4 separate regions of the Mus musculus genome follow, and all the other regions are linked to region 1. The links are chromatin loops, found by intact Hi-C in ENCODE. Cell type or tissue: heart. All regions are shown on one strand. Region 1 holds the start of Akirin2 (akirin 2). Region 2 holds the start of Orc3 (origin recognition complex, subunit 3). Region 3 holds the start of Zfp292 (zinc finger protein 292). Region 4 holds the start of C9orf72 (C9orf72, member of C9orf72-SMCR8 complex).

The links. Peaks named below come from ENCODE experiments on the same cell type or tissue, not always from the same donor. Only the 100,000 strongest peaks of a DNase experiment are listed, where the experiment ranks them.
Region 2: a loop joins it to region 1, with 6 times the contacts of the local background. A loop is called at or near these places in 8 of 42 quality-filtered maps.
Region 3: a loop joins it to region 1, with 4 times the contacts of the local background. A loop is called at or near these places in 4 of 42 quality-filtered maps.
Region 4: a loop joins it to region 1, with 4 times the contacts of the local background. A loop is called at or near these places in 3 of 42 quality-filtered maps.

What each region holds. Positions count from the first base shown.
Region 1 is chr4:34,546,341-34,554,340 of GRCm38, forward strand. Akirin2 (akirin 2) reads left to right here and starts at 4,275. Exons shown (of 5, transcript NM_001007589.3): 1 at 4,275-4,933. The coding sequence starts at 4,705. In heart, no CTCF peak of the experiment used is centred here; DNase peaks (open chromatin) are centred at 4,251, 5,011 and 5,201; H3K4me3 peaks cover 3,611 bases; H3K27ac peaks cover 2,295 bases.
Region 2 is chr4:34,611,901-34,619,900 of GRCm38, forward strand. Orc3 (origin recognition complex, subunit 3) reads right to left here and starts at 3,042. Exons shown (of 20, transcript NM_015824.4): 1 at 2,965-3,042. The coding sequence starts at 3,009. Rars2 (arginyl-tRNA synthetase 2, mitochondrial) reads left to right here and starts at 3,057. Exons shown (of 20, transcript NM_181406.4): 1 at 3,057-3,126; 2 at 6,654-6,727. The coding sequence starts at 3,091. In heart, a CTCF peak has its summit at 3,023; a DNase peak (open chromatin) is centred at 3,031; H3K4me3 peaks cover 2,773 bases; H3K27ac peaks cover 2,481 bases.
Region 3 is chr4:34,882,812-34,890,811 of GRCm38, forward strand. It overlaps Zfp292 (zinc finger protein 292), which reads right to left and starts at 137. Exons shown (of 8, transcript NM_013889.2): 1 at 1-137. The coding sequence starts at 108. In heart, a CTCF peak has its summit at 4,085; DNase peaks (open chromatin) are centred at 180 and 3,870; H3K4me3 peaks cover 3,008 bases; H3K27ac peaks cover 2,579 bases.
Region 4 is chr4:35,218,720-35,226,719 of GRCm38, forward strand. It overlaps C9orf72 (C9orf72, member of C9orf72-SMCR8 complex), which reads right to left and starts at 7,117. Exons shown (of 11, transcript NM_001081343.2): 1 at 7,069-7,117; 2 at 1-197. The coding sequence starts at 138. In heart, a CTCF peak has its summit at 3,440; DNase peaks (open chromatin) are centred at 3,432, 6,642, 7,142 and 7,432; H3K4me3 peaks cover 2,211 bases; H3K27ac peaks cover 2,737 bases.

The DNA of each region.
Region 1 (8,000 bases):
GGACAGATGGCTCAGCAACATAAGAACACTGGCTGCTCTGCCGGAGGACCTAGGTTCAGTTCCTAGCACCCACATGGCAGCTCACAATTGTAACTTCAGTTCCAGGGCATCCAGCATCCTCACACAGTCACAACAATACACAGGAAAAAAATGGAAATACAAAAACCATTAAAAAGTAAGACAGTTTAGTACCAAGCAAGGATCAGAGTCTTGGATCTTGGTAAAAGCAGTGTGCTCTCTGCTCAGACTGGGGAAGATGATGCTTCTCAGAAGAGAATTGCTACATGGTGACAAAAGTGTGACAAGCCTTTAAAACTTGCCTGTATTCACCAGCAGAACCAGCCTGGCTGTGAGGTCACAGGAACATTTAATTGCACTATATATTTAGATTCATGTAACTTGACTTAACTTACTGTGTTAGTTTTCTCTTTCTTTTTGATGCATGAACTCAAAATTCACTTCAAAATTATGTTAAAACTGAATGGTTTTTAAGAGTTGTATTTATTTTCATTTCTTGCCTTAGAATTACTTTTTTCCCTTTGTGTGTGTGTGGGGGGGGGGGGGGTTGAGACAGGGTTTCTCTGTATAACCCTGGCTGTCCTGGAACTCGGAAATCCACCTGTCTCTGCCTCCCAAGTGCTGGGATTAAAGGTGTGCCGCACCACTGCCCAGCTAGAATTACTTTTTGTAGGTTTTTCTCTGAAAGCCTTTGGCTACTCTGAAAGACTTGTTACAAATGAGGACTATTGAGAGGACAGAGTGGTAAAAAATAAAAATAAAATGTTATCAACTGACATTTTTTAAGTGTGGGAGCAAAAGATCCCTTGACAGACTTCTTTTTTTCAATGTGGTGAGAATAATGTGAAAGTTTATAGACAAGATTTTCAAGCTTGAAGCACTGAGAAAGGGTCTTAGTCACTATGCCTTTTCTGTGAAGAGACACCATGACCAAGGCAACTCTTATTAAAAAAAGCATTTACTTAGCGACTTGCTTACAGTTTCAGAGGTTTAGTCCATCATCAAGGCAGGAGCGTAGCAGACAAAATGCTGGAGTAGTAGTTGAGAGCTACCTACATACAGACCGGCAGGCAGAGAGAAAGAAACACTGTGTTGAATGTCTTCTTTTGAGAACCTTGGGCTGGCGAGATGGCTCAGTGGTTAAGAGTGCCGACTGCTCTTCCAAAGGTCCCGAGTTCAAATCCCAGCAACTACATGGTGGCTCACAACCATCTGTAATGAAATCTGATGACCTCTTCTGGAGTTTCTGAGGACAGCTACAGTGTACTTTCATATAATAAATAAATAAATCTTTAAAAAAAAAAAAAGAAAAGAAAAAAGAAAACCTCAAGGCATTCTCCCAGTGACAACAAGGCCTCACCACCTAATCCTTCTAATCTTTTCAAAGAGTTCCACTCCCTGGTGAGAGCCAGTCTCATTCTCAAGCCAGAAAGTTGCCTCTGGGTTAAGGATGAACTTGAACTCCTGACCCTCCTGTAGGCCACATAAGCCTAGAGCTGCAGACCTAATGCAGAAAGAATTACTGTTGCTGATAGGAGTTCCCAAATTTCCAAGGGAAACTGCCCCAGGCATGTTTAAATTTAAACCAGAAAGAACAAAAAATTAAGGAAAATCCAGATTATAATAAACACACCGATTAAAAATATAGAAAGAGCCCCAGTACAGGGGAATACCAGGGCCAAGAAGTGGGAGTGGGTGGGTAAGGAAGCAGGGCTGGGGGAGGGTATAGGGGACTTTCGGGATAGCATTTGAAATGTAGAAGAAAATATCTAATAAAAAATGCCTTAAAATACAGAAAGAAAAACTAGAAAAACTTACTGTACAAGCTATGTCAAAACTGAATGTCACTCTGTAGGGAACCCTGGTACCAGGAAAGGGAAATACCTAATGCACACAGGGTACCATTAGAGCCACAAAAACAAAACCAAACCCCAAATCAAAGTAATTAGCATGGTGGTTTGAATAGGAATTGGCACTAAGGCTCACAAGCTGAATACTTGTTTTTCAGTTGGTCATCTATTTAGGAAGGTAGGATGTGTGGTCTTGTTGGAGATGTATCACAAGGGGGGCCCTCTCTCTCTCTCTCTCTCTCTCTCTCTCTCTCTCTGTGTGTGTGTGTGTGTGTGTGTGTGTGTGTGTGTGTGTGTCTCTCTCTCTGTGTCTCTCTCTCTCTGTGTCTGTCTGTCTGTCTCTCTGTGTGTCTCTGTCTCTCTCTGTCTCTTTCTCTCTGTCTCTCTTTCTCTGTCTCTCTTTCCTGCCTCCAGATCAAGTTATAAGCTCTCACTACTACTACTCCATCCATGCCACGTTTCCTTCCATGATGATAACCCTCTGAAACTATAAGCAAGCCTCCAGTTAAATGCTTTATCTTATATGTATCCTTGATCATAGTGTCTCTTCATAGCCATACAACAGTTAGGAAAAACCAACTAACAAATTTCAAAAATAACAAACAACAAAAGACAAAAGCATAAATGAGCAAACTATGCTAGCTATATCGACATTCCCAGACAATTAGAGTGGCTAACGCTGGTAGTCCTTACTACTGCTCTTTTTCTGACCTCTATACAATTGCTTTTATTTATCCTACTGAATTTCTTGTTTATTTTTAACATTAGCCCACAATGCAATTTGCGTTATGGCCTGCTCATACCTGATTTGTTTCTGTTCATTCCTCCAGGCCGTGTACCCTTTCTCCCCTGGCAGTTACCTTCTGCTTTCATGTCACAAATACTCTATTACCCCTTCCTCCTCTTCCACACAATCTCAATGTCCTGTCTTGTGGCTCCCTTTTACCTTCCGTGCCACCTGTGGTCAAATCTTAGTGGACAAAAGGAGAGGCTGCTGTTTAGTTGCTAGGGTGCTTGATTGACCCCTGGCAATATATAAACGATGTATGATGGCACACGCCAATCATCTTAACCTTAGTTCTCAGGAGGTAGAGGTGGGAGGGTCAAAAGTTCAAGGTCATCTTTGGCTACCCAGTGAATTTGATATCAGATCTTATCTCCAAAGGAAAAAAAAAAGTCAAGAACTTTTCTTATTCTGCTCTTACATAAAGTATGAACGTCCAGTCAGTTTCAGCACAATAACAGATTTCCTGGAGTTTTTATAATTTAATAAACACATCCTTAGTACAAGTCTTAGTTAAGTGACTGTTTCATAGAATGCTGGTCTTTCTCAAAAGATACTTTCTAAGAACTATATTCTAAATTAAAATAAGTGTGACAGAGTTGCTTATACAGTGTGATCAAGAAAGCTGATCTTTGTGGTGGTGAACAATTCTAAACAAATGGATATATAGAGAGGTATTGTCCAAAACAACTATAAAGCAGCCACATATGTTGATTTCTGAGTAAGCAGAAAAGAGTGAGCATTAGGCGTATTAATACTTATAATCTTGGTGGAGAGCTAGCATCCACAGGCAGAAGATATAAAGTATCTACATAAATTACTTCATCAGTGCTGTAGTCGATCCCTATTTTAGATAGTTGATGAAAAAACAAATTTTAGAAATATTTCTTCCCACTTTGCTAATAAAGATGGGTCCTGCTCCCTAGGCATTTATTTGCTTGCCTTTCCCTAGACCCCACCCAGCCTTCCAAACTCAACAAATTTCTGGTGTTGATCGCTCTCTGCTCATAGTAAACAATTGACTTTGTGCTCCTTTTCAGCTATGCAGAATTTAATAAGCAAACAAGTACCTATCTGGGAAGCGCAAAGCACAGACTTCAAAGATCCTGTAATCTGATATTATTACTGTCGTTCTGTCTCGAGGACCCAAATTGGTGTTTTCATTATTTCCTATCTCCTCCATGTGACAGATTTGGTTTTTTGGCGCTCCTGACAGCTAAATTAATCTCTCTCCAAATATTAGACTGGCTCTTTGTTATATCCCGTTTAAGTCACTATGCCAAATCTTCACAGGGTCTCTAAAGTGCTTAGCTTGCTTTTCCAATGGGTTCGCTTCCTCTTCCCCACTGTCTCACAGGCTCTCCTTTCTCTTCCTTAGGTCTTTTTTTTTTTTTTTTTTTTTTAAACTCTCTTACTTATGAGGGGGTATTTAAATTCCAACCCGGAACTTGGGATCGTGCGCCTTGGATGACGGGAGTCGTAGTTTCTGTGACTTCTGGGTAACCGCCTTTCAGGCCGATCCCTGCCCTTCACGAAACCCCACAAATCCCAGAATGCACTCTGGCGGGCCCGCCCCCGGTGCGCAGGCGCCCTGGGGCCGCAGGATTTGAATCGGCGGCGTTGTTATTGACGCCATATTGGGGCCGGCGGCGGGTGGCAGAGTTGTTCCGTGGAGAAGAGAGGGTCGAGTGCATTGCTTAGCTCTGTACGGCCGGGCTACCTCGCAGCTCCCGCGCGTGGCCGCCACTCACGAGCTTCCGTCTGCACCGGCGTGTCGGAGATCGCGTCTGGGTCGCGCCACTGGCCGGGTCCACTTCCGAAGGGAGCGGGTCTCCGCGCAGGAGCCCCGGCGCGCTCAGCCCGAGCGCACGGCGGGGGCGGCCCGGCCTCTCGGGAGCGGCCCCGAGCCGGCGGCGCGACCCTCGCGCCTCGCCCGCCTGCCCTGTCGCGGCTCCGCCGTCCCGGGCCCCACACCCACCGGGCACCTCGGAGGGCCCGTTTGCCCCCGTCCTTCCCGGCCCCGCCCGAGCCGAGCCTCGGCCGCCCGCCACCATGGCGTGCGGAGCCACTCTGAAAAGGACTCTGGATTTCGACCCGCTGCTGAGCCCCGCATCTCCGAAGCGGAGGCGGTGCGCGCCTTTGTCGGCGCCGGCTTCGGCTGCCGCCTCCCCTGCCGCCGCCACCGCCGCCGCCGCCGCCTCGGCCGCGGCCGCCTCGCCGCAGAAGTATCTCCGGATGGAGCCTTCCCCCTTCGGCGACGTCTCTTCCCGGCTCACCACAGGTGGGCCTCGGCCCCGGGGCTGCCGGGGTGGGCTGCGGCCGGGAGCTTGGGTGCGGACACAAAGGGAAGGAAGGGCCTGAACCGAGGTGGGGGTGGTGTCGGCAGGTTGGGTGGGTACGAGTCGGGTTGGCCGGCATTGTGGGGGTCCCTCATTGTGAGGCAGATCATTTGGGGCTAGATCCCTAGAATCGTTTCCTTATGTAGAGCCCCAGCGGAAATGATCAGAGAGGGTGATATTATTCATAAGTCAGGCGAGAGAAGGGTCACATTTCACCCGAATCTCCGGGTCTCTTGGGCTGAATCGATTGGTTGCAGCTATTAACTCAGTGACTGAGTGGTTTGAGGCGAGAAGGCAGCCCCTCCTCCATTTTAGACTTGGCTGGTTTTAGTATAGAAGGGGTGGGGTTTGGAGGGGGATGGATGTCACTGGGGCGAGTTGTAGGCCTGTCATTAATCACCCACAAGAACGCCACTTTGGCTGAGTCAAGACCTGTTTCCCTAGCAGGGTCAACAACAAAGCAAATGTTCTTCCCGAGTACTGTAATGTGATCTCACTATGCGTCCAGTCCTTAAGAGATCCTGAACTTTTAATGAAAAGGAAGGTGTACTTCAAATTGAGACTGACTAGTTTATTTGTAAATGCTTTAGTTATCCCAATGAAGTATGTTGGGAGAAAACAACCTAGCCTCGAGAGTAACGAATAAATCAAGATTCCAGTGGACTTCAGACTTGAAGTCTTGAAACATTTTCTCAAAGTGTCTGCCGGATGGACCTTTGATTGCTTTTGTATACTAAATGTGTACCTAGGGATTTTTTTTCCCCCTCTGCATTTGGAAATCTTTGTGTGCCTTCGGCACAATCTTAGGGTAAACTTTAATGGACTTGAAGTGTAAGTCTGTTTCTTTTGTGTGTGGCATGCAAGAGTGTGTGAGCCTGTGTGTGTAAGCCCTTAGTGATATCATCCTTAAAGCCTTTGCTTAGCTTAAATTTTTTTTTTCTCAGTAATTCATTTTAAAAAGATGGGAACTATAGAGTTCTGTATTTGGTAACATCTATATGAAATTGACTGTACCATGTGTGTTTTTTTAAATGTCACATTTAAATATTCATACCCAAATCCATGGAGAACCTCAGTTACCTAGTCTGGCTCTTAAATTTTTGATATAACGTAGCCAAAAGCTGTTTTATGAGTTGCAGTCACTTTTCGTAGAAATTCCAAGACGTTTATTTAAGGATCATACCTAAGCTGCCCTCCCCCACATATGTGTATAAAGGCACTCCTGACCGAGTTGTTAGAGGAATGGCTCTCAATCTGTGGGCCGCGACCCCCGGGGGAACGCTCCGATATTTGCATTATGATTTATAACAGTAGCAAAATTACATTATGAAGTAGCAACAATAATCATAGGGTTGGGATCATCACTGCATGAGGTACTGTGCTAAAGGGTGGGCTTATCAGGAGCGCTGAGAACCCCCTGCTTTAGTCATTACTGTAAAACAAGGGAACAAAGTGGAGAATGGATTCCTTTTTTTTTTTTTTTTTTTTTTTTTTTGGTTTTTCGAGACAGGGTTTCTCTGTGTAGCCCTGGCTATCCTGAAACTCACTTTGCAGACCAGGCTGCCCTTGAACTCAGAAATCCACCTGTCTCTGCCTCCCAAGTGCTGGGATTAAAGGCGGGCGCCACCTCCGCCGGGCTGGAGAATGAATTCTTGGGGCAGACATTTTTTGTTTTTAATGAAATGCTAAATTTGAACATTGAAATGGTGTCCTATCTACTAATGGAGCCATTTTAAAATAGCTGTAACTAGCAATAAATTTCATTGGAGCTAGTGATAAGTTTGAGAGTTACAATATATCCCTATGCAGTTAAAATAATCTTGAATACTAACACAGCAGGGAGCTATGACACGTTTCTTTACTTAAGGGAGGTTGTTCAGAAACGGTAATGATCTCCCAGTCTGCCATGTCAGTGCTGTAGTGCAGAGTGTTTAAGAGTCTCCACATCTCAATCAGTATACTGTAAAATAACTGGGAGTATTTTTAGTCTTTTAGCCAGCTGATCTAGTTTGACCACATCTTGAAACCTAAAATCAAATCAGCTGGGTGGTGGTGGGGCACGCCTTTAATCCCAGCACTTGGGAGGCAGAGACAGGCGGATTTCTGAGTTCCAGGCCAGCCTGGTCTACAGAGTGAGTTCTAGGACAGCCAAGGCTACACAGAGAAACCCTGTCTCACAATGAGAGAGAGAGAGAGAGAGAGAGAGAGAGAGAGAGAGAGAGAGAGAGAGAGAGAGGGAGAGGGAGAGGGAGAGGGAGAGGGAGAGGGAGGGAGAGAGGGAGAGAGAGAGAGAGGGAGAGAGAGGGAGAGAGAGGGAGAGAGAGAGAGAGGGAGAGAGAGAGAGGGAGAGAGAGAGAGAGAGAGACAGAGAGAGAGAGAGAGACAGAGAGAGAGACAGAGAGAGAGAGAGACAGGGAGAGAGAGACAGGGAGAGAGAGAGACAGGGAGAGAGAGAGAGACAGGGAGAGAGAGAGACAGGGAGAGACAGAGAGAGAGAGAGAGAGACAGGGAGAGAGACAGGGAGAGACAGAGAGAGAGAGAGAGACAGGGAGAGAGACAGGGAGAGACAGAGAGAGAGAGAGAGACAGAGAGAGAGAGAGACAGGGAGAGAGACAGGGAGAGACAGAGAGAGAGAGACAGAGAGAGAGAGAGAGAGAAAGAGAGGAGAGAGAGTTGCCAGTTGATGTTTTTAGAGTTTGCTAAATATTAAGTTGGTATTTCAGTTCATTTGAAAATGTAAAAGATTAGCTTCTTGAAAAATGAGGGAAGATTGTTAAAGTTTAAATTTGCTAAAATGTACATATTTGCTGCTGTAATTTTTAATCACACAGTAAATGTGTGGTTGAACCTTTTTAAGCTAAAACTAATGAAGACCTAGAAGTTTATACAGAGTATGTACTATATGCGATTTGTCTTTATCATTATTCTATTTCAGGTACTTCATGTTTTCTTCTGATAGTGTTCTTGAAGTGGCATATTAGTAGCTTCAAGAACTTGGGCACTGTTCTA
Region 2 (8,000 bases), 66 kb after region 1:
GGACTCAAACATCTTTGCTTTATCTTCCTGGTAATTTGTGAGCACACTTACAGCACAGATGTATTTTATATATAACCACCTCCTCAATGTTTATAATGTACTAATAAATAAATATATTAGGTGACCAGTACACAGAATGAATAAATACTTGCTAAGTAATTTTCCTGGTAATTTTCCAACTACATTAAGTTTGCTATTATTATTTGTGACCACTGAAACTTAGCTCCTAATTTTTTAGCTGCAGTGTATTCTGCCAAAATGAAAGTTACATTTCATGGACAGTCTCTTAAGACCTCTATTTATATAGAAAATGAAAGATTGGGCTGGCGAGATGGCTCAATGGATAAGAGCACTGACTGCTCTTCCAAAGGTTCTGAGTTCAAATCACAGCAACCACATGGTAGCTCACAACCACCCGTAATGAGATCTGACGGCCTCTTCTGGTGTGTCTGAAGACAGCTACAGTGTACTTACATATAATAAATAAATAAATCTTTAAAAAAAAGAAAATGAAATATTACGAGAAGTAAAATATGACAAAAAAAAAAGATCATCTCAGACTACTGTTAAACAGCTTTGCAAAATATAAAGTAGCCACGTGGGTTACATGTTCCAAATTAAGCTGTACCTCATGGTCTTACATTTGCAACTAGTAAAGGTCTATGAATTACTTGTACGTATTTCTAACAAGTGCATGGTAGCATGACAAGCTTATTACTGCATTCTTTCCATATACACGTTACAGCCAGTTATAGAATGGATAGTAGTATAACAAATATTAGCACAAGGATATGAATATAAGCAACAAACATTAATGAACAGTAATGTGGCTAACCACCTTAACCATCAGCCAAAAAATATGACAAAAAAAACCCCCAACAATACTTGATATGTTTAAGGAGGAAAATAAATTAAAACGTTGGCAGTTCCATGAATTCTGGAAATTGTCCTTAAAGGTTCTTATTTATATAATATTTCTTTCATGATTATCAACACAGATATTTCTATTAGGGCAAAAAGAAAAGTGCTTTTCTGAAAAAACTATCATCTCCAAGTTTTATAGAAATGATGGCTTTTTGAAAAAAAAAAAAAATTCTCCTTCTCTGGAAGGGCTGGAGAAGCAGCTGTGGTAAAGCTTTTGTGTAGTGTGCACAAAGTCCACATTGTTACATTCACCACCAGAAAAGAGAACGCAATGAAGTCTTAAGCAACAAACAGGATTAGGAGTTAGGGCACTCAAAACATCTGGAACTTTGTAGCCAAGGAAAAATAAAAATAGGAATAAAGCTAAAAAAACCACAAAAGTCTTTAACTAGGAACTGGGTATGGTGGTGCACACCCTTAATCCTAGCACTTGGCAGGCTCAGGAAGGCAGGAGAGTTCAAGTTCAGCCTGATCTACATATAGAGTTGCAAACCGATAAAGGCACATCGAGAGAACATGCCTCCAAAAAATTAATTAAACCACAGTGTTTGTTCTCTTTGAAATGTAGTCTTTGGGGGTACTGCTTGTCATTGACCATTTTAATCAAAATTAAATGTCTGGTGCACCGTTACCTTTCATCACTAACACACTTCTCAAATGTCTTAACCCTCAGCCAGAACCGTACCATGTGTAAAGTGTCTCCATTTCTGTTGAACTGTGACAATTTCTTTAAGCGGCAGTTGCGTTTCTTGGACTAAAATGACTTGCCTTTATATCCTTGTCTTCCCTGCTCCATCTCCCCTCAGGAATGCCCAGTTAGAAAAAGTGTATATCTATCACCTAAACTTCACAAACTGAGGAGTCATTCGCTGCTTACCTCCAGCAACAACCTAGTGGGCTGTGCGCCAAAACCAGAGAGCATTTCAATGTCCTCCAGCGGGTTCACCCCGTAAAAACACTGAAGGGGTCTCACTCTGCCCCGTGGGCCAGAGTTCCCTTCACTGGCTCTGCTGTGTTGCTGCCTGCCTGCCTGCTTGCCTGCCTGCCTGATTCTGATGTTAACATCACCCCTAACAGACCTGTTATAAAAGAAGACAGCCCACTTCAGTGTTCCCCTGTAGCCCCAATTACGAAACCTTTCAGAAGTCTGTTATTTCAGCTTCCTTCAGGAGTGTCCTTCTGTTCTTAGAACAGGAGTCAAGTCTTACTTTACAAGGCATAGCAGCACAGACCAATAGACCTTTCTTTTCCATCTGCTGCCCTGTTTGATATTCTTGAAATATGGTTGCTAATGGTAAACTTAATTTTAAGTTATCTTAATTCCAGATGTAGCCACAGGCTCCTAGGGGGCAATACAAGCCTAGGATTTCTCCTCTTACAAACTACAATTTGACTAGCACTCCTTTGCCATCGAGTAGTCCACAACCCCTCAAAACACTCATCTGAATTACATTTTTATTCTGGTTTTTCCTAATGCTCCTCTCTCCACTCACGGGTTAAACTGCTCTTTTTACTTAATACGCTCTTTTATTTCTACATTCTAAGGCAAAGACCATCTTATTCTGCTCTCCCAAACTAATGCTTTATATTTTGCCAAGATTCTTATTTTTCAGACCTTAGCCAAACTGTCACTTTCTCCAAGAATTTCCTCGGTCTCCCAGAAACCTTGGTTCGTCCCTCCTCTCTTAGAACTTTTCTCCTTGCTAATGAGCCAATTCAAGATCAGCTGCTTATGAGTATTTCTGGGAACAGAAATCTATTTTTGCCTCCATCTGCATCTCGGTAACTTAAAGCACAGTGTGAATTTATGGAGGGGGAAGAGTGGGGGAAGCGGCAGGACGCAGCACATTCTGGGGGCAGCCGCTCTCCTAGCCTTGGCGCCATGGCCTAGTTGCCCAGAGCAAAGCTTGCCTCGAACCCGGACCTGGGCAAAGCCGCCCGAGTCCTGTTCTCCGCGGAGCCAGAGCTGATGCCCATCAAACCTCGTCGGACTTGCCAAACAGGCACCGCGAATCTGAGGCGAGCGCCACCCCCACGTACCTTAGACACGGAGGAGGTGGCCATAGTCCGCGGCCCCGTGTGCATGCGCACTCCACACTTCCGCGCGCCCTGGCGGAAGCAGAGGCGACTTCCGGCGCGGAGGCGGGGCGTGCGGGAAAGGGAGGCATGGCGTGTGGCTTTCGTAGGTCGATCGCCTGTCAGGTACAGTCCAGAGCGGCGAGCCAGCGGGAGCCAGGGCCGGAGGGTGCAGCCTAGGCCGACCCTGCCTCCTCCTTGCGCTGCGGAGTGGGAAGATCCTCGAGAGCCCTGAGTGCTCACTGTCTTCTCATTTCCCGTTCTTAATGCTTTAACCTGGGCGGACTGTCCAGAGGCCATGATTAGACCCTGTAGAAATTAATGTTCCTCCTTCGTTTATGCCCTTTATTTGCTCTCATGAATAACCTGGTAGGATATATCTCGAATAAGAAATTTTGTAGCTTACTAAACCTGTAGGCGATGCTCTCCCGAGGAAAAGCTCTAAATCCGGACTTGGAGACCATTGGATAAAATAGATGATTTAAAAGGCATGCTAAGGGCTGCGGAGATGGCTCCGCGGGTGAAGTGCCTGCTATACAAGCATCTGTGCCTGCGTTTGAATTTCCAGAACCTAGGTTGAAAAACCTGCATAGCTAAGGAAGTCTGAAACCACACTTCTGAGAGGTGGAAACAGAAACCGGTGGCTCCAGCCTCTGGTTCGGTGAGAGTCTGCCTCAAATAAGGTGGAGAAAGACACTTGACCTGTACTCCTCGCGTGTTTAGCGCAGCCTATCCTGCCTGGAGTTTGCTAGTGCTAGCACAGACTTAGGCCCGCTGTGGCTGGGTTGTTTTAGACAATTCTGAAAGATGGTGCATATACTTCTTAGGTAGTTCTGTGGGAATTAAGCTCCAGCCTACAGAGATGACTTTAATGTGTTATCTGTGTGTCTGTGTTTGTATGTTCCTTCATGAGGACAGGCCACAGGTTGCCTGTGTTTCCTCCAGTCACTGTCCACCTTTCCCCCCTCTCCCCTAAGGCAGATTTTCTCCCCGAACCTGGAGTTTACCCGTTTAGCTAGGTTGGTTAGCCAGGGAGCTGCAGGTGTAATGGCAATTCTGCTGTTAGCTGAGTTCATTGCATGGTACAAGCAAAAAACAACTGACTGTCTGGGAAAGACAAAATGCAAGAGAGAAAGAAGACAGAGGCAGAGTGAAACTGTTTTTATTAAGGCAGGCCTATCCTCCGGAATGAGGGACGGGAAATCCAGAGTTGGGGAGCCTGTGGCTGGATGAGGGTGGGGAAGGGTGCCGGTGTCTCAGGTTTTCTCCATTGGCTGTGCACGCCCCATTGGCTCACCAAAGAGATGATCGCAGGCTTTTATGCACAGCTTGCTCAATTAAGGAAGCGGCCATGCTTTAAAGACCCTTCTCTATCTTTACTCGTCCTTTCTAGCTGTTAACCACGACTCTCTGCTGACCTTTATCCCAAGAAGGCAAGGTCTGTCCTTAGACCTTGCAGGTGTTAATGCTCTTAAGCTCTTGGCAGGCTCTGTAAGCCATTAGTTAAGTTAGCCTCTGCTTTCTTTGTTCTTGTGTTTATGTGACCAGCTTTTAGTTTTACCATGGCAGGAAATTAACACCTGTCATAACCACTGTCCACACGGATCTCCGGCTCTCCACTCAGAGGGAAGAAAGGATAGCAGATGCTGCGGCCAACTTTGACTGACTGGACCAGCAACATGGGTTCACGTTTCCCCAATCTCCATAGTTCCAGTATGGATGCAGTTTCGTGGAGCAGCAGAACAAAGAGTGATATTAGTAAAGCAAAGCATTTAAAAAATAGATTGATGGCACCATCAGCGAGGCTGGTTACAGCAAGATGAGGGTAACTCTTCTGTAGACCCCGGCTGCTCTCTGACAACACTCTGACCCCTCTGCTTGGTGGAAAACTAGGGTTTTTTTGTTAGTACATCCCCAAAAGGTTATCTGTTTGTCAGGATGTTAACTCTTGCTTGTAGTAGCATGATATTAGGTCCAAAGGTGGGAGACACTAATGAAATTAATTAGGTCCCAGATCTGCACTATCCATAACTCTCCACAGTCGTCGAAGTTTTAGTCAGTCAGCTACTACAGACACAGCTTATTTTCAGGAATTCTCACTCACATTACCAATACATTTAGCTGCAGTTTTTCTTGGTTACCTATGCCAGAACTCCTTGTCTGTGGGACAGCCTGGAGTGGTTTCCTTCCTAAAATAGGAACAACCCTTCTTTATTTACAGTTTAGCTCCTATAACTGGGCAACATTGTCTTACATTAGTTCCTCAAGGAAGCCAACTGGCCTGCTGGAACTGGCTCAGCCCTGTCCTCCTTTTTTATGTTAAAAATCATTCAGTGTATTTTTCTCGTATACCCTTCCCCCCTCCCCACCCTACCATTCTCCTTATCTGGTCCTCTCATACCCAGATTTAGGCTCTTTTATTTATCATCCCTACCTAATACCCCAGCTCTCTGCAGCACCAGCACTGTAAAGTCACAAACACGTGTCGCCACACTCAGCTCTTAAAGTGTGCTAGGGTTCTGAACCCAGTCCTCCTGGCATTCACTTGGTGAGCACTTTACCATAGCAAGCAGCAAGCAGAGTTCCAGCTCTGGTGGTTCAATCTCCTTCTCTCTCCTTCTCTCTCAGTGCATCCCCACAGTCCCAGGAGTCATCTCTCAAGTATACTGCTTGCACCAAAGTTCCAAGGCTGGGCTTCACAACTCTGCATTCCAGCTAGTTGTGGTTTTCTGTAGTCATCTCTGGCTGCTTAACAGAGTTCTCTCTCTTTCGTGTGTCACGTGTCCAAGGAATAACTAAATCCTATAATGTGTGTGTGTGTGTGTGTGTGTGTGTGTGTGTGTGTGTGCGTGTGTGTGCCTTTCACCAAAAATTACTGAAAACCTGGAAATGTCTGTACCACTAAATTCAACACAGTCATGAAAGAAGCTTCCTGAAAATATAAATGTACCCATTTCTGCTTACTTATTATTTATGTGCTAAGGACCAAGCCTTGCTCCTCATATGTACCAAACCAGGCCAAGTGGCTGGTGGTTTATCACTGAGTTATCCTATGGCCTTTGCTTTGGTTTTTCCTTAATTTTGATTTATTTCTTTGCTGCTTCTCTGATGAGTAAACCTTTAATAGAGTTTGGGCCTGGGGATTAGATATTTTTTCCTTAATATTTACTTGTTTCTATTAAATGCCATAATTTTTAAATCTGTTTTGTTTGTTTTTATAGCCACGATGCTTAGAATACTAACTGGTACAGACTAGCTATTCAATAAATATTCTTTTGATGAAAATCATCTTTTGATTCTCATTGATTCATATCTTCTTTTTTGAATATACGTGTTTAAATTTGACAAATATAAAATCCATTGAAGGACAAGCAGCCTCCTGCTTGCTGCTTTATAATCAAACCATTGCATCATATTCAAGCCCTGGCAGCCACAGATCTTACTTCAGTCAGAGAGTTTTGTGTTTCCTAGAATATCAGATATGTTGAATCATACTTAATACCTTCTTTTATATGGGTTTTACTTATGATGTATTTGAGGTTCCTTCTTATTAAGTGTGTTAATGGCATTTCTTTATTGCTAGTAATATTCCATTCGCTCTGGAATAGATGGATCAACCATTTTATCCTGTTTTATTCTTTTTTTCCTTTTAGCTTTCCAGAGTATTGGCTCTTCCACCAGAAAGCTTGATCAAGTCAATATCTGCTGTTCCAGTTTCAAAAAAAGAGTTAAGTATGCTTGTAGTGATCTCAAATTGTTGAATTTGTTGGCAATCCAATTTTATTCAACTCTTAAATTTACAGAGTCGTCCTTAAAGTTAGGATTCATTATATTCAACTTATTATAATTAGGGTCATAAAATTCCAGTTCTATTTTAAGTATTCCGTGGTACATGTAACTATCCTTTTGTTAATTGTTTTCATATTTGTTTATGCTAGCAGTAATTATGTCAGTCTGATCTGATTGGAACGTTAGAGACTGTGTAATCATCTGATGCTTGAGTTCTAGTGTACCATACTTACTCTGCCTCTTTGGTTGTGTTGTTTGCTTGACTTCATTTGAAGACTCCCAAGTGATAGAGAATTATTGTTTAGGGTTATATAAAATCCATATTGTTTTCTTAGGTACAGGGAAAAAATAATCTTTTTTTATATTAGTCTCATCATTTTATCATTTTGGCAAAATATTTTAGTGCTTGGATAAAATGTAGCCTACCCATGGATGTATTATCTTGGGCCACGGGATCAAAATGTTCAAAAAAAGAAATCACATCTGCATTAAATCTAAACAAGGTTATTTTTTTATATTATCTCTGAAACAATACACTGATAACAATATACTTATGATGCATTTGCATTGTAGCAGGAGTTACAGCAAGTTAGGGGTGGTTTACAGTAGGGGGTGCACGGAGGGTGACTAGACATATGCAAGAGTCCTTGAGCTCCTGCAGAGTAGTAAGAAACTTGACACATACTAGATTCTTAGCTCTAAGGTTTAAAGATGGAATATAAAATTCTCAGTATTAATGTATCCTTTGTTCCCTGAATTTTGTTAGAACTTTCAGGTGAGAGGGAGAGGTGAGTATTCCTCTTTTCATGATAAAGAAGAAATAAATAGAAAGAAAAGGCACAGACTAGAGACTACTGATAATCTTACTATTTTCAGTTTTGAAAATAGTGAAAATGGGGCTGGGTGTGGTGGGGGATGCCTTTAATCTCAGCACTTAGAAGTTAGAGGCAGACTGATCTCTATGAGTTCAAAGATCAGCCTGGCCTATATAATGAATTCCAGGACAGTCAGAGCTGTGTAAAGGCCTGTCTCAAAAAAGGAAAAAAAAAAAAAAAAAAAAGGAAGAAGAAGAAGAAATTAAGAGAAAGAAAAAAGAAAGAAGAAGGCCTGCTTTAAAGAAATCTGTATGTCAATTACTGAGCGCTACCACTGTGTGCATAGGGCTAGTCCTCAGCATTGGATTGTGTTGTAACTACTAGATTTCAAAGTAT
Region 3 (8,000 bases), 340 kb after region 1:
CTCGCATAGCCGCCGCTCCAGCTCTTGCAGCCGCTCGCCCAGGCGCCGCAGCTCCGCCGCGCAGCCGCCACCGCTCAGGCGCTCCTGCTCGGCCTCATCGTCCGCCATCTTCGCAGCCCGCTCCGTCGCGTACGCACCTGGGTCACGTGATAACACAATGCCACGTTCGGCGGGGTCACGTGCCCGGTGCGCTGGCACGCCTGGGCGCACGTACAAAGGCCGGGTGTGGGGCTGGCGACCGCCGGGGCAGTGCTGCAGCGAGCTGAAGCTGAGGCCTCTGCTGCTGCGGCGGCGGCTAGGGCCAGGGCCAGGGCGAGGGCAAGGTCTGCGGAACAGCCGGAGGCCAGGGCAGGGTGGAGAGCTGGTGATTGCCCTGGTTCTGGGCCAACCCGAGAACGCCTCCTGGAAACAAGCGCTCTAGGTGTTGGAGGGCACACACACACAACAATTGGGTCAGAACAAAATGAGAGGTTCAATTCTCATTCTGGGAAATCAAGCAGCGAACACAAGAAAAGAATAGTGTGGAGAGAATTCAAACAGACCGAAATGATTAATGTTGTAACCCGGTGGTTTTTAAGGCACAAAAGCTTTTCTAAAATCTGGTTACCGTTACGCGTTACAAGAATCCACACCGAATCTTAGTTTGGGAAAGTAGGTCGAAGGAAAGAACACAATTAAGGATGCTAAAGTAAAAAAAGGAACACGGATGTCAAATAAATGCCAGTAGCAACCCTCCTCTTGGTGCTGCAAAACAGGTGGCCTTCTAAGCCGTATTTTATTTGCAAGACGAAAACAGTATTTGGCATTAGAATTGGAGAAGAGAGCTGAGTGTTGTGTGCACGGTTGTAATCTCAGCACTCGGAGACGAGAGGTTCAAAAGTTCATCCCTGGCTACATAATATTTCCTCCTCCAGCCTATGCCAGATGAGTTCTTACAAATTTAAAGGAGTAGGGGGTAGAATAAGAGGTAGTCGGAAAATCAATGTGCTTAACCATAAATTTCATAATCAAACTAATAACAAACCCAGTGTTTGAGGGCTAGGGGTGTGACTCAGTTGACAGAGTGCTTGCCTAGCTCCGTTCACTGCATAAACCAGGCAAAAGGCACGCAACTGCCTGTTTAATCTCAACCTTCCCTGGTGAACGCCAGAGTATCAGAAGTTCAGAGACTACACTATTTTGCCAGTTTCAGGTCAGCAAGAACAAATAGACAAACAAAACAAAACACCCCACAACCTACTGTTTATTTAAGAGGCAAGATGTCTGCCTTACAACTGAATCCTTTTAAAACAAACAACAGCGTTGACACACCTGGTCATTTTACTGTTGTGTTCTGACTGCACTGTATTTTTCTAAGGATAGTTATCTAAAATGAACAACCAGCCTGGAGGTTGGCTCTAGCAGAACTGCAGCACGAAGGAAGCTGGAGCTGAGGGTCTCCCGGTCCAGTCCGCCCGGGCTACATTGTAATGCTGGGTCTCAAAAACATAATTTCTACCGTATCCAGTAGCCTTTTCAGGAAATGTATATAATAAAGCCAGATGTGATTCTAGTCCTCACAGGTGACGGGAGGAGGACACTTAGTGGAAAATGTTCTCTGAATACTGTGTTGTTCCAGCGAATGTTTTGTAATGCATGCTTTTAAATCATTACATAAGATGAACAAGCACAAGGCAACCTTACAGAAAACAGCATCAATACTGCACATTAACAAGACAGAATCCTCTAATGCTTGCATGTACATGAGACCAGGGGAGCACACTGTAAGGCTAAGGATTTCCTCTATTGGATTGAACAGTGAAAAAGAGTTGAAGAAACAAATGAAGGTAGCTGTTTTGTCTTGCCCTAGTCCCTGTAGATACTCTACCAATGAGCTGCCCTGTACCCTCCTTGCTTAAGATTTTAAATTTTGCAGTTCATTTTCCCAGGTTATATATATAGTTCAGGTATTAAAGTTCCATCAATGTATGCTATTTTAGGATTCCAATGAAAATTATCAAAAGAAATATGTGATTAGCCAATGCACCAGTAAATGCAAGGACTGTACAATAACTAAAGGCTAGGAAGCTTACCTTTTCTACAATTCAACAGTAATGAGTTACACCACACTTCATTTACAGGAAGGAAAGTGTGTAGCAGCAGGTGTGGAGAGAAAGATCCAAAGTGAAATATGCCTGAATAATGATTTTTTAAATTATTACATAGGGCTAGGGTGTAGCTCGATGGCAGAGCACATTCCGGAGACTCTGGTAATGGGATGGGGAGGGGGTACCTAGTAATGTCATTCCTACCTTCAGGCCATGATACCCTTGTGGCTAAAAAAACTGGATTAGGAGCTGGAGAGATGGGCTCAGTGGTTAAGAACATTTGCTAGTTTTCCAGAAGACCAGGGTTGTAGTCCCTGTACCAGGTGGCTGCTTCACAGCTGTCTGTGAGTTCAGTGTCAGGGGATGCCAACTGCTTCTGGAACCAGACATGCAAGTGGTGCACAGACCTCATGCAGGTATGACACTCTTACATAGAAAATAAAATTTTAAAGGAAACTGGAATCATAAATTGGATCTGCATTCTAGTACGGCCATATAAATTCATCTGCACCTTTTGCTTTTATCTAGTGTCTGTGACTGTTAAACTTGAGAATTATGAGGAGAAAGACGGCCTTAGTTAGGGTTTTATTGCTGTGAAGAGACACCAGGACCACAGCAACTCTTATAAAGGACAATATTTCTGGTTTATATTTTCAGAGGATTAGTCCGTTATCATCATGGCAGGAAGACATGGTGCTCGAGCTGTAACTAACAGTTCTCCAGCCCAGTCTGCAGGCAGCAGGAAGAACAAGTCACACTAGGCATGGCTTGAGTATCTCAGACCTCAAAATCCATGTCTTAGTGCCTTTTGGCCAGCCTGAGACCAAGGTGACTTTCTGTGACCTGTTTGCTTTTTCCTCTTTTTGGGCAAGTGACTTAGTGACAAAACATTTACATATAGAAAGAAGTAATGGGCCACAGAAACGACCATACCAAATATCCAGTCATAGCACAGAAACTAACAATTGAAAATAAAGAGAGACATCTACATAGCTATTTAATACAACGCCTGTGGGTGCAGGGCATCCTACCAACCCACAGAGAAGACAATCAACAAGCACACTGAGTGGAAACGAGCATGTGATTGTCCCTTGGTATGGTTGTCAAAGGAGAGAACAGCCAGAGGCAACTTGGGAGAGTACAGAGTGAACATTTCTCTCAGAATAGATCAGATGATTAGAGGGACAGCGGGGAAGCAGAGAGAAGAGACCAAGGGAGCCGAGGACCAAGAGCGTGCACCCAAAATAGCTAAGTTCTCTAGGAATCGCAAGCTGGGGGAAGACAAGCAAGTTCAGGGGCTGGAGAGGTTTATGGTGGGAGGCAGGGGTGAGGCGTGCTAAGAGAAGCCAGGACTCTGTAACAGGTCTTAGCAATGCTGAGAACCTGATGGTCACGGTCAGTTTTTATACAACAGGTCCCTTGGCTAGCCATATGTCCCAGGTTTGAGACCTTATACACACAAAACTTAACCGTAGCCGTTAGCTTCTTAAGTACCAAACTTTCAGTTCACAGGAACCACTACACACACACACACACACACACACACACACACACACACACACGCACATACCCTTCTCTGCCTAGAGGCTCTTAGGAAAAATTGGAGACCCAGTCCATAAAATGACAATAAGGCCACTTGGGCCACAAGCCCCCAGGTTTCTGGGGACAGCGTTTTGACCAAGCAAGGCAGTTAGTTCGTGGGCGTGGTATCACAAGGGCCCTCAGGCAGTCGAGCCTTCAGCCACCAGTTACACTTCCGGCACTTGTGCTGAGGAGCCGCGCTTCCGGGTGGCGCCAGCTTCCCGGGTCCTGCGGGCTTCCTGCAAGCCTGGCGCACCAGCCGGCTCTTGAGGAATTCCTAGACTGCGGGACCTGAAGACTGGAACCGGGGATGCGCGGTGCCTGCTGCACGCTGGCAGCGCCGGCCGCCGCCACGCTGCTCCCCAGCCCTGTCTGCACCCCGAAGCCCGCGAGCCGAGCTGCCTCAGCTGGCCACACAGCCCGCGGGCGCGCGGCCTCCAGAGCCCGCCGGGAGGAGCCGCTCGGGCTGCGCGCGGAGGAGGCAGGGAGGCCGGGAGACTCGCCCTGCAGGGCTTGGCCGGCCTTCTCCAAAGAGCTGGGCTGCACCCGGACGCCTGAACCCGCAGCCTTGGGGACGCGAGGATTGGCGTCTGCTTGGAGTGCATCCAAGAAGACTGGAGATCTGGGTGAAGACCGCCGCCTCATCTGCTAAAATCACACTGCACTTTTTGTAGAGAAGATATGTTTTTTCCTCCTCTGAGAGACAGCAACCGGATCGATTAAAAGCGCTGAAAACATAAGCCAGGCACTGGTCCGCTTACGTACACAATTCCAATGAGCCCGAAACACGAAGCACGAGTAAAAAGATTAGTTTTAGTCCTTACATTCTTTTCATGGAGGGAAACAGAGGGATTTATCTAGCGGGATTTTTTTTTCTTTTACCTTATGAGGAAGAAAAACCAAATGGAAAATGAGTAATGACATATAAAGGAAAAAAAGAAGAAGAAAAAACTATGTTGTTTTTTTGAGATAGTTTCACTTTGCAGCCCATGTTTGATTTGAACTCCGTGGCAGAAAAATGACTTGATTTTCTTTTCCTACTGTCCTTCACCGTCACACTCGTTTTGTGCAGTACTGAGTTCGTTATGCATGTTTGGCAGCCTTTCTGTCAACTAAGCCATCGCTAATTATTCTAATTCACCCAAATGAAAGCAGTCATAAAATAAAGCAAAAACAGAACCTTGGAAACAAACTCTGTAGCGTAGTTGAATTGGCGTGCACCATTTCTCTAAAGAAGCAAAGAGAAATACAGAAAATAGTTTTCCCTCTCCCCTCCTCCTCTCCCCACTCTTTCCCTTGTGCACAGGCTCTATCAACTAGGAGCTATACGCCCAGCCTTGTAGTTCTAAATTATAATCGTTGTACATCATTTACCTCATCGGGTGTTATATAATATCACACTGTTGTAACACTTGAGTTTTTAAAAAATAGCAATGCTGTGGTGAAATGAACTTAGAAATGCACAGGTCTCTCTTCTCATTCTAGGACATCAACTTAGGAAATTTTGTTGATTTCCATGAATCTTTTGTTGTTGTTATTGTTGTTTTTCAAGACAGGATTTCTCTGTGTAGCCCTGGCTGTCCTGGAACTCACTCTGTATACCAGGCTGGCCTCAAACTCAGAAATCTGCCTGCCTCTGCCTCCCAAGTGCTGGGATTAAAGGCATGCGCCACGACTGCCCAGAAATTTCCATGAAGCTTATAGACCAGGGAAAGGGCATCAAATCCCATTACAGATATTTGTGAGCCACCATGTGGTTGCTGGGAATTGAACTCAGAACCTCTGGAAGAGCAGTCAGTGCCCTTAAGTGCTGAGCCATCTTTCCAGTCCCTGTTATAAATCCTAATGTAAATATCTGATATATGACCCCTGTGAAAGGACTGTTCACCCACCCCCCGCCAAAGGGGTCACAACCCATAGGTTGGGAACCTTTGTTTTTGACACTTTCTTCAATATAGAAGCAGTACTATTTTAATTGGTACTATTTTGAGTATTCTTGCTCTGATCACAAATTGAACAAGAGTCATTTCCAACAAGCAACTTCTATCAGACTTTTAAAATTTTATTATTTACATTATAGATGTTTTACCTGCATGTATGTCTGTGTACTATGTATGTATAGACCCTGCAGTGGCTAGAAGAGGACATCAGATCTGGGGTTACAAGTTATTGTGAACGCAAAGTGGGTACTGGGAATCTAACCCTGGAAGAGTAGCCTGTGCTCTTACCTGCTGAGCTGTCTCTCCAGCCCTCATAGTTCTTTTTGTTGTTTAACACTGCTTCTTGTAATAGAGTCTTACTACATGGTGTTAGTTGTCTTGAAGCTTTCCATGTAGACCATGCTAGCTTCAAAATTGCAGTGATCGACCTGCCTCTGCTTCTGGAGGGCTAGAATTACAATCACAGCACACCTTTACAAAATGTTCTCTTTCTCTCTATACTTCTCTGATCCCCACTCTTCAAAGTGGGGTAGCTTTGATGAACCACTTACTGTGTTGCATACAGTCAGGTGCCATATAGTTGAGTCTTATTCACAATCTGGTAGCACTTTAATAGTAGAAACTGTATTATGTCCAGTCTACTTTCTATAATGTCACTTGGCAAGTGACAGTGTACTTAGTAGTCAATATGTATCCATTGAAATGAATGCAATCCAGTTTGTATTTGACAGTAGCCTGTCGTCCTTGTTCTCATTATAAACAGTTTAGACTGTAGAGAGACCATATTTGCTCTCTAGCCTAGGTAAACGGTACCCTGCTTCTGCAGTTCTTCTTGCAGCTGATCCGCCTGACCAAGTCGCTTTGCGGGGGGTCGGCTCCTGCAGCCTCCAGTTAGCATCTCAAAGTGACTCAGTGGAAGGCTAGGTAAAGCCGCCACAGGAAATTGCCCTCCTCTAAGTGGAGAGGGACTTATGTCGGCCCTTTGTTCTTAGTACTTGTGTGACTCTCAGAAACTGTGTTCACATTGGGGGGGGGGGGGGGACGACACTCACTGCAGGTCTGCACATAAATTCAGTCATAAATTGAATAAGAGGTTATAACAGAGAATGCCTACGTGCCTATGCACTAGGAGCAATTCTCTGGCTTAACTTTCACCGTTTGTTACCAGCTTGCAGGGTCATGAAAAGTTTTAGACGATAACTAAGCCATCTGTGAAGTCTTGTTTAGATAAACTCAGTCAATATCTTATCTCTTGTTTTTGCACCTGGCGTCCTGTGTTGTATATATTCTTTTTAACCTTCCGTTAATGGCTTCTGTAACCCCTTGGAATGCGCCCTAAGTATTAGAAGTCTGCTGTTATCTCAGAAGCAATTAAGCAGTCATTTTATAAAAAGAACCTGAATGTCTCTGTGGGTATTGCCATTTGGAAACAATGATAACCCTTGCTTGCTGGATGTTTCTGCAGAATAAAAGCTCTTTGTCTTTGCATACTATCCGAGTCTGGGGTCTTCCTTCAGCAATCTTCTTCAGACTCTGCAAGTGACACAGGTGTTAGGAACTCAGGTCCTCTGCCAGAGCAGGAAGCACTCTCAAGTGATGATTCATCTCCCCAGCCCGTGACCTCATTTTTTAAGGCACTGCAGTCTAGGAGATTTGAACCTTTCAGATCTGTCATTAATTTAATTAAGTATCAGGGGATTGATGACACCTTCTGGTCCCATTTCCTAATCCCTATTTGTATTTCATGCAGTGATATTTCCCCCAACCTAAGTTGTTGGGATAGATTGAAATGTGTATATAAAATGCTGAGTACTCGCTAGATAGCAGTGTCATTATCCAGTGACTAACTCAAAGCTGTCATGCTTTTAAGGTGTCCTCTAACCTGCCTCCCTAAAGGTGAATTATGGTTGAACTCACATTTTCCTTTTGGCTATGCATGCTTAAGTGTTCTGTATACGGTTCTAAAGTGATTTTTATGTTCTAGTTTGTCTTATGGCTCTTTGCATAATTTCCCTGTCATAGTATCAGTTATTATACAAGGAACAATTACATACTCCTTCAAAGTAAATTATGTAAAAACGGAGAAAAGCATTAGTTCACATGCAAGAGCTAGCCACAGCCTGGAAATTCAGTGTAGGAAATATCATACATAAGACTTTTCTACCAAATACTATGAAACTTGTATTTAGTGCAATGAATTCAAATCTTTTTACCTGCCTCCTCCACCTTGTAAAACTTTTATAAAAATATTTTTGTCTCCCCAGACCCTGTAAAACTTTGGTCACTAGTCGGGCGTGGTTGCGCACTCCTTTAATCCCAGCACTTGGGAGGCAGAGGCCGGCAGATTTCTGAGTTCGAGGCCAGCCTGGTCTACAGAGTGAGTTCCAGGACA
Region 4 (8,000 bases), 670 kb after region 1:
AGCCCAAATATGCCTTACTCTAGGACCAAGAATATTATCCCAGTAAGCAAAGGTAGCCGCCAACAAGGGTGATTCACCACTTAAAGCAATCTCTGTCTTGGCAACAGCAGGAGATGGTGGGGGGCAGATAGTCGACATCCCTGCATCCCAGGTCTCACTGCATTCCAGGTCTCACATTATCCGAACGCTTGCAATAGCTAAACAGGGACATACAAAAGAACAGTGATCAGGTTCAGCCATTTAAAGATATCTATCAAACCCCAAGTGACTTAGAAAAATGTCACATACCAATAGAAGCAAAGAATGAGCCTTTATTACCTCCAAATGAACATAGCTTGTGCACAATTGTAATGATTGGATATTTGGTCTCCAAACCATTTCAGCTAAAGAACAAAACAGGAAGGGGAGGGCCCTGTGTAAGTAAATGGGACCTTAGTTACAAATACGTAAAATTAGGTCAAATGGGCCATCCGAGGGAAGGATGGGCTCTAATCCAATGACTGCTGTGCTTAAGAGGAGCGGGGAAGGAGACCTGAGAAGGAGACAGACTAAAGCAAAGCTGGTCGGCTGCACAAAGATAAAGGGCAGGGACTGGGATGCTGACCGTGGACAGAGAGAGTACCATGGACTACTGCTTGCCACCAGAGGTGTTGAGACAAGAAAGGTTTCCCAAGAAGCCTTCAGAGGCTCATGTTCCTGACAACCATGACACTGGCATTAGGCTTGGACTTTCTAGAACGCAGGGAACAAGACGCTGCTCTTTTAAGTTTCCTAGTTTGTGTTTTCTAGGTGTTCCTAGAAAATTAAAAAAAACAAAAAACAAAAAACAAAACAAAACAAAACCCCCAAACCTGGCAGCAGAAATACCATAAAACATTAAAAAGAGGTAAGCTCAAAAGACAGCAGCAGAGCCTCAGCCCTGTCACCTCAGTGAGCTCCGGCTAAGGTACTGAGGTCCAGTACTACTGCTTAAAATGACACTGAATCAGGAAGGGGAACATAAGCAAAGGAGTAATGTTAGTGCAGCAGGCAGCACAGCAATGTGAAGGGCGCATACTAAGCTGCTAAAATGAAAGAGTTTCAGTTACTCAGAACACAAAAGAGAAGAGCAAACAAGCTCAGAGCCAGTCCAGAGCTAGGGTTACACATGTGGATCTTCACCCATTCAAACACAGTCAATTCTACATACTGTATGGAAATTTGTATGCAAATTTTCTAATTAAAAACACATAATCAAAGATTTAAAGTGGAAAAAAAATAACAAAATGGTAGGATTCATGTAAGGTAAGAGTACTGAAGGAAGCTACCTCTCTGTCTGTGTGATTACTTTGGGAGTGAACATTAGATTAGTCACAAACGGATGTCCATGTAAATAAAAAAGTCTATTTGCTCTGCTGGGCAGACCTTTCAACAGGACAGCCATCCACCGAGCTCAATGACTGTATTCAACCCCTAAGATCCACAGAGGACGGAAGAACATAACTAATTCCCTCAAATGGTCCTTGAACCACCATATTTTCTGTCTCTCCCCCTCTCTCTCTCTCTTTCTCCACCTTATCAAGAATTAGAGTGTCATGCGAAGGAGTAACTTCTATATTTAGAATGCTGAGTGAGCGTTTCTATCATATTATGATTACAGAACTTGGCAAAACACTTAACTCTAAGGAATAGTTTACCTAGAGTTTTTAAATGTTCATTTTTAATTTCAGAAATTCACTTTGGTACTATTTACTTTTTAATATATGTCAATTAACTAGTCTGAAGAGACCATGGTTATCTAAGTTGTACAGCTTGTTTAAGATACTGACTCTTTTGGGCCCAGTGGAGAGGGCAGCTTTCAGAAAGGGAACAGAGAATGTAATCTGAGTGGAAACTGTATTGGTGCCACTGTTGTCCTCATTAACAGCAGCAAACTGCAGGCCCACAGAACACGCGAAATAAACACATAGTCATAAAATTATGTTGCAAACATATTTCTATTCCATTTTCTCCTTTTGTTTAAAAAGGTGAATAATTCTAAATACAAAAGAAAAGCCCTTCTTGAAGCAGTATTGAGCCCCAGAGCATAATCTTAAAGATTTATAGGAAAAGCTTTTAAGCTGATTGGGAAACTTAAAGCATTATATACCATTTCTTTTATTTAGTCTCATCTCTAGGCTATCTATAAGGACTAAAGGTCATGTTGCGTTGTTTAGCTTTAAATGCAGCCCATCCTCAAAGAGTCCTCCTACTCCCCGGGGAGGAATTCAAAGACCCCATTGGATGCATATATATTTACTGTAAGGTATAATTTGCAAAATAGGAACAAAGAGATTAATAACAAAATATAACCATTAAAAGCTTACCAGAATGATAATTATATGAACATGGTCTCTTTCTGAAACATCTTATTTGATGGGACTCACTTTTTCCTGTGATAACAGGCAGTGATACACACTACAGGATAAGATGTGATTCAACAAAGTGAGGTGAGTGGCACAGGCTAGTAGGTGCCTTCTGCCCCGATGGTCAGAGTGATCATTGTGGAGGTCTGGTCTTTTGCTATGCTAAATACTGGTTGCTCCCAGAGACAGCACCTAGACCCAGGAGACTACTTAACCTTGCCTCCAAGTTATCCTGATTGGTGAATAAAGATGCCTACAGCCAATAGATGGGCAGAAGAGACATGGGTGGGGTTTAGGGTTCCTAGGCTTGGGGTCAGAGGAGAACCATGAGGAGAGAGAGAAAAATGTAAAGTAAAGTGAGAAGACACTATGGGGTAAAAAAATCTTAAAATAATGGCCACGTGGGCTGGCTGACTGAAGTTAAGAGCAGCCCAGATGAAGCACAGCAAATTATAGAATGGGGTTATTGGCTGGGTAATAGATATAATAGCATAGAGGACAGATATTTGCTCAGCTCTTGTGCTGACTAAGGTTTATTATAAATATAAAGGTTGTATGTGTCTTTTATCTGGGAATTAAATGGCCAAAGGCGTGGTAGAAACTCAGGATTGAGATTCAAAGTGCTCAGCACCGGACCATCTGTTTGGAAGACCCTAGATCACTGAGCTGGGACACAGCGGACGCTTAGATGTCAGCAGCAAGGGACGGTTCAGAAGCTTCCACAGCTGGAAAGTTTTCTGCCCAATTCATTTGAAACAAAACAAAACAAACACCCACTGCATTCAGAAGTCGGTGTCTCTTTTGAGCTCATCCTTTTGTTGCTGCAGCAGGCATAATCCCCGAATGACTCTATGCTGAGCTCCACCTGAGGTCTGTATTCCACAGCTCTGTCCTTTCATGCCTTTGCAATGTCACACATGTTACTGTCACTGCGTTTCTGGTCCACATCACAGGCTGCTTCAGTTTCTTCTTCCCTTTTTTTTTTCTGGAGATTAGTAAAAAAAGTTCTTCTAATTCCTCATTTGTGAAAACCTCCCAGTGGCCGTCAGCATTTCTGCAGGTCAAGCATGCTAGCCAAGCCTGCAGTAGCATGCCTTGGAACTTCTCTGTTAAGTTTGACCTTTTTCTAGTTCACATATATCCCTGCATCAGCGCAGCCATCTTGTGAATGGCTTGGTGACCCTCACTTCTAGGGAACTTTACAATTTATTTATTTAATTATGATGTGTATTTATCCTTATTTTACTCATATATTACTAGTATTATTATGCACAATTTATTTAATTTTATGTTTTGTCTGTATGTATCTCAGTGTGTCCCACGCTTGCCTGGTGCCTGTAGAGGAACCTAGGTCCTCTGCAATAGCAAGCACTCTTAACCACTGAGCCATCTCTCCAGCCTCTTCAGAACTTGGGCTGAAATCTATAAATATGCCTAACACTTCCAGCACAGCCTGCTGCCATCAACTGCTCAGAACATGGTTTTCAGATTATGCCATCCACCTACAAATTCATTGTTTTAGGGTTATTTATCATGTACAGTGGTTATAACTATAAAATTAATCCAACAGCAAGACCAGACCAGTGTAACTTTTTCTCCTTCATAATTTCACAGAAGATTTAGTCTTACCGTGAATCGTAGTAGTACCAGTATAGCCTCCCCCTCCAAACTATAGTGGGAATTTTCACCTTTTCATTTAAAACTACTTCATGGCTCCTCTTAAGCAAACCCAAATTACCAGTATCATTACCGCCTTGCTATGAGGCCATTATTAAATAAAATAAGGAGTAAATATAAGCTACCTTATAACTAAAATGTCTGAGTGACTGACTAGCACGCAGGTGGTGCAATCCAGTGTGGATACAACAGACAGATGTTTGGACAAAGGAATCAACCATGCCCGGGGTAGGACACAGTAAAAGCTACAAGAGGGCATCAGACTGTTCAGAATAGCACGCAGCTTAAAACTTAGAAATTGTTTATTTCAGGAATACCGTATTTTTAGACTATGTTATTTCATGATTTAGGAATCATGAAAAAGGGGAAATTCCTATGACCTAAAAAATAAAGTCTTATAGCGAAGTGTAATCAGGGAAGCTGTGAGTCTGATATTACTAACACCTGAAGTTAGCATTGGTGGGAACCCATATACAAATGTGGCCAAAAAATTCATTTCAACCTCACAGACTTTTGCTTATATGTTTTCTGGCTACTTCAGAAGGTTAACATTAGCCACAGAGTCTTCTGAGAGAAGCCAGAGTCCAAACCAGAGTGAGGCTACGACTCATCACTCTATAAACCGAGTTCAGGGGTCACGAGGGCTTAACCAATACTTCCAAAAACTAATAAAGTTTATTTATGTTAATAAACATGTTAACACTGTTAGCAGACTGGCACATTTGAAGCCCTTTGTTTTTTCTTTAACCTTGTGAAAAAAAAAAAAAAAAGAGAAAGAAAGAAAAAAAAATCAGCTTTCCAGGCTGCTTTGAGGAAGTTCATTTGCCTACTGCTACTGTGATCAAGAATTATACCATAAGGCTTCCACTTGTGGGAAGAGGGGCAGGACAGCCATCAACCAGCCCTCTCAGCCAAACAGGAACTAACCAAGACCACTGTAAAGACAGTGGACTACTTGCCAGACCAGCCTTTGTCATTCTCTACAAATGTTCAATTTCAGCCAAAACTCACATGCATACTCATGACACCAGGACTGTGCCATCTTGCCTAGATCCAAGTTTCTCAGGCCGGCTAACCTAACACTTGGACAGTATTCACTCAACATGGGGGTCTAGGGCAGGCTCAAAAGATAGACGTTTTATCCATTCAGTCATTTTCTAAAAGCAAACATTGGATGGCCAACATAGCCAAACAGAGTATTTTACCAACTTTTAAAGTTATATTTACATTTGTCTCCCAGAAATTTAAATGCTTGTTGAATGTCCAGTCTGCAGCGCAGGCTGTAACCCCTCTTATTTTTTGTGTTCTATGAAATAAGAACACCGTCACCTTTAGTTTCGAAGTTTCCAACTGACTCTGGGGTTTCCCACAGTGCCAATGGTCACTGAGGTGCTAGTCAGCAGTGACTCAGACAGAAAACCCCTGTTCCTCCTGATCCACAGATTATTTTAACTTTCAGTGCCTGTAGCAAGCTTTCATTCAAAAAGAGTAAAAGAAAAACTACTTGTAGGTTTTTTACGTGACATAGGTTTTTACTGTGGAGGATGATGAAATACCTGCTTTCTGCTCCTAGGTTATGATTCACCCTTTTGTCTAGCATATTCATGCTCTCCACACTGTCTGCCACTACTTCTCCATCCTCTTGGTTATCAGATCTGGTGTCTGCCAAGGTACCAAGGTGCCTGCGTTCAGGTGAATCTTGTTTTGCTTAACAGGGGTGAAGTACAGTAAGTTACTTTGAAACACAAAGCGATCACATTCACAGGACTTTTACAGAGCAGCTGCAATGGCTCGACTTTATTATCAGTTATTTGTAATCTCTTATTGTGCCTACTTTCTAAACTTTAACATCTGTGTATGAAATGTAATGAAGGGAAAACACCTATATCCACACGATGGGTGTATGTAGGCGTTTCCTGAGATTTCAGGCTATACTGGGGGCCTCCTGGAATGTCCTCTTTAACTGAGGGGACGCTTACTATATTTCAAATATTCTGATTCCATATTATTAACATAATCTCAATCTCTTTCCTCCTCCTCTTCCTCCTTCTTCCTTCCTTTCTCTCTCTCTCTCTCTCTCTCTCTCCCCCCCCCCTCTCTCTCTCATATTTTAAGTTTTCCAAGTGGACTAACGATTCTATCTTAAAGTATTTTCCAGTCCCTTTTGGGCCCTTAATATAAAGTAAAAGTACTACTGAGACAGACTGTGTACCCGTTTTTCTCAACTGGTGACGAACGGGAACAGTGTAACAAGAAATTTATCCATCTGCCGGGACAAAACTCTACAAGAGCCTAATAGTCCCCACACCAGAAAGCGCAACCAATCCCTCCCAGGCAAATGCACTCCTGGCCAGACAGACCCTGTGTGGACAGACTTAATCAGTGCACTTCTCTCTCTGCAACTGATTACCATCAGTCAAGTGATGCCCAAGTCACAATGGTCACTTCCTTTAATAAGTCTGTACAACCGCGGAGCTGTGAGGCAACCAGGTCACGTCCCACAGAACTGGGGAACAACCTGGTAAGAGTAGCAGCCCATGTAAGTGGGCATCCGCACTCCTTGCAAACTTCTGCGAAATCCTGCCTGCGTGTTGTTCTGTCCGTCCTTACTCCATCCCACCGGCGCTTTCTCCTCCCGGGCGGGGACCCTCGGGAGACCTGACTGGGTCGCAGGACCCACCAGCTGTCGCCGGGCCAGGCCCCTGGGGCCCAGGCTTGTGGCGGTGGGGGCCGCGCTCGCCGTACTCCCGGAGGGTTCCCTCAAGGGCCCGGGAGACGCTCCGGGTCGGGATCGGGGAGCGCGGGCGGACAGCAAAGATGAGGCCCATCCCCATCCCCTCCGCACCGCCGCGGCCCCCGCAACTCCTGCAAGGCCAAGGGCTCTTTCGCCCGGGGGACAGGGAGGAGTTCACCTCGAAGGAGAAAAAAACCCCGCTGGTACCCGGAGCCGGCCGGCCCGCGAGCCGACCGTGGCAGCAGCCCCCCTCCGCCCGCGCGTCTCACTCACCCACTCGCCGCTGCTGCGCCTTCACCGCCGGCGCAGGGACCGCAACCGCAGCCCGCTCCGGGCCCCGCCCCGGGACCGCCCCGCCCCGGACACGCCCCCAGGCCCGCCCAGTCGCAGTCCCGCCCCCAGTCCACAGCAGACCCAGAATCTGCAGGGCTCCCCGGTGCGGATCTCTGCAGTCTTGTTTCCTTCTTTTGTCCTTGGTCACCGTTGTGGAGTTAAGTTGCGAGCTGAGGCAACCAAAACGCACCTCCCTCGCACACCCTCCCTGGACTGTCTAGACACCACTTTCCACCTAGAAGGAAAGGGCAATTGGGATGGCTGTCACTACAAACGCCATCTTTCACGTGGGCGGAACTCGTCTCTGCTTGACGCGCCGCGGTTCCCTCGTGGGACTCCGTAAGTTCCGGGTTGGCGCTTTCACTTTGCTTTGCCAGCCTTGAGATGCCAGTGGCAGCTGGCCAGGCGGAGGCTGTCATGGGCTTTGTAGCTTTTCTTCCAAGAGCCGCTCAGGAAAAGCATGGGCAGAGCTGAGCTCAACCTAGATAGATAGTGTCACCTGCGTTATCTATCTAGGTTACGAAGCGTAGTTTGTGGTTGTAAGTAGTTTTGCTTTGTTTTGTTTGGGAGTTGGCAGGTAGTGGGTGCTCAACAAATATTTAGTGAGTGAGTGGATTTCCTTTGGTCCCTATGACACGGTTAAATGCCGTAAGTCTGCGTGCACACTGTACGTGTTCACTCCGCAACAAGCACAATGATTCCCCCACCCTCTGTGCGTAGTCACCGTGTTTTCTTCTAAACGTCATTTTTGCCAAATAGCACAGTGCACTTTGTTTTTTAACCTTTGGGAAAAGAACACCATGACGTCTGATTTATTGATTGATTGATTGGTTTGTAACTGTATTGTGGCTTTTCACTACAGATGAGTAGTG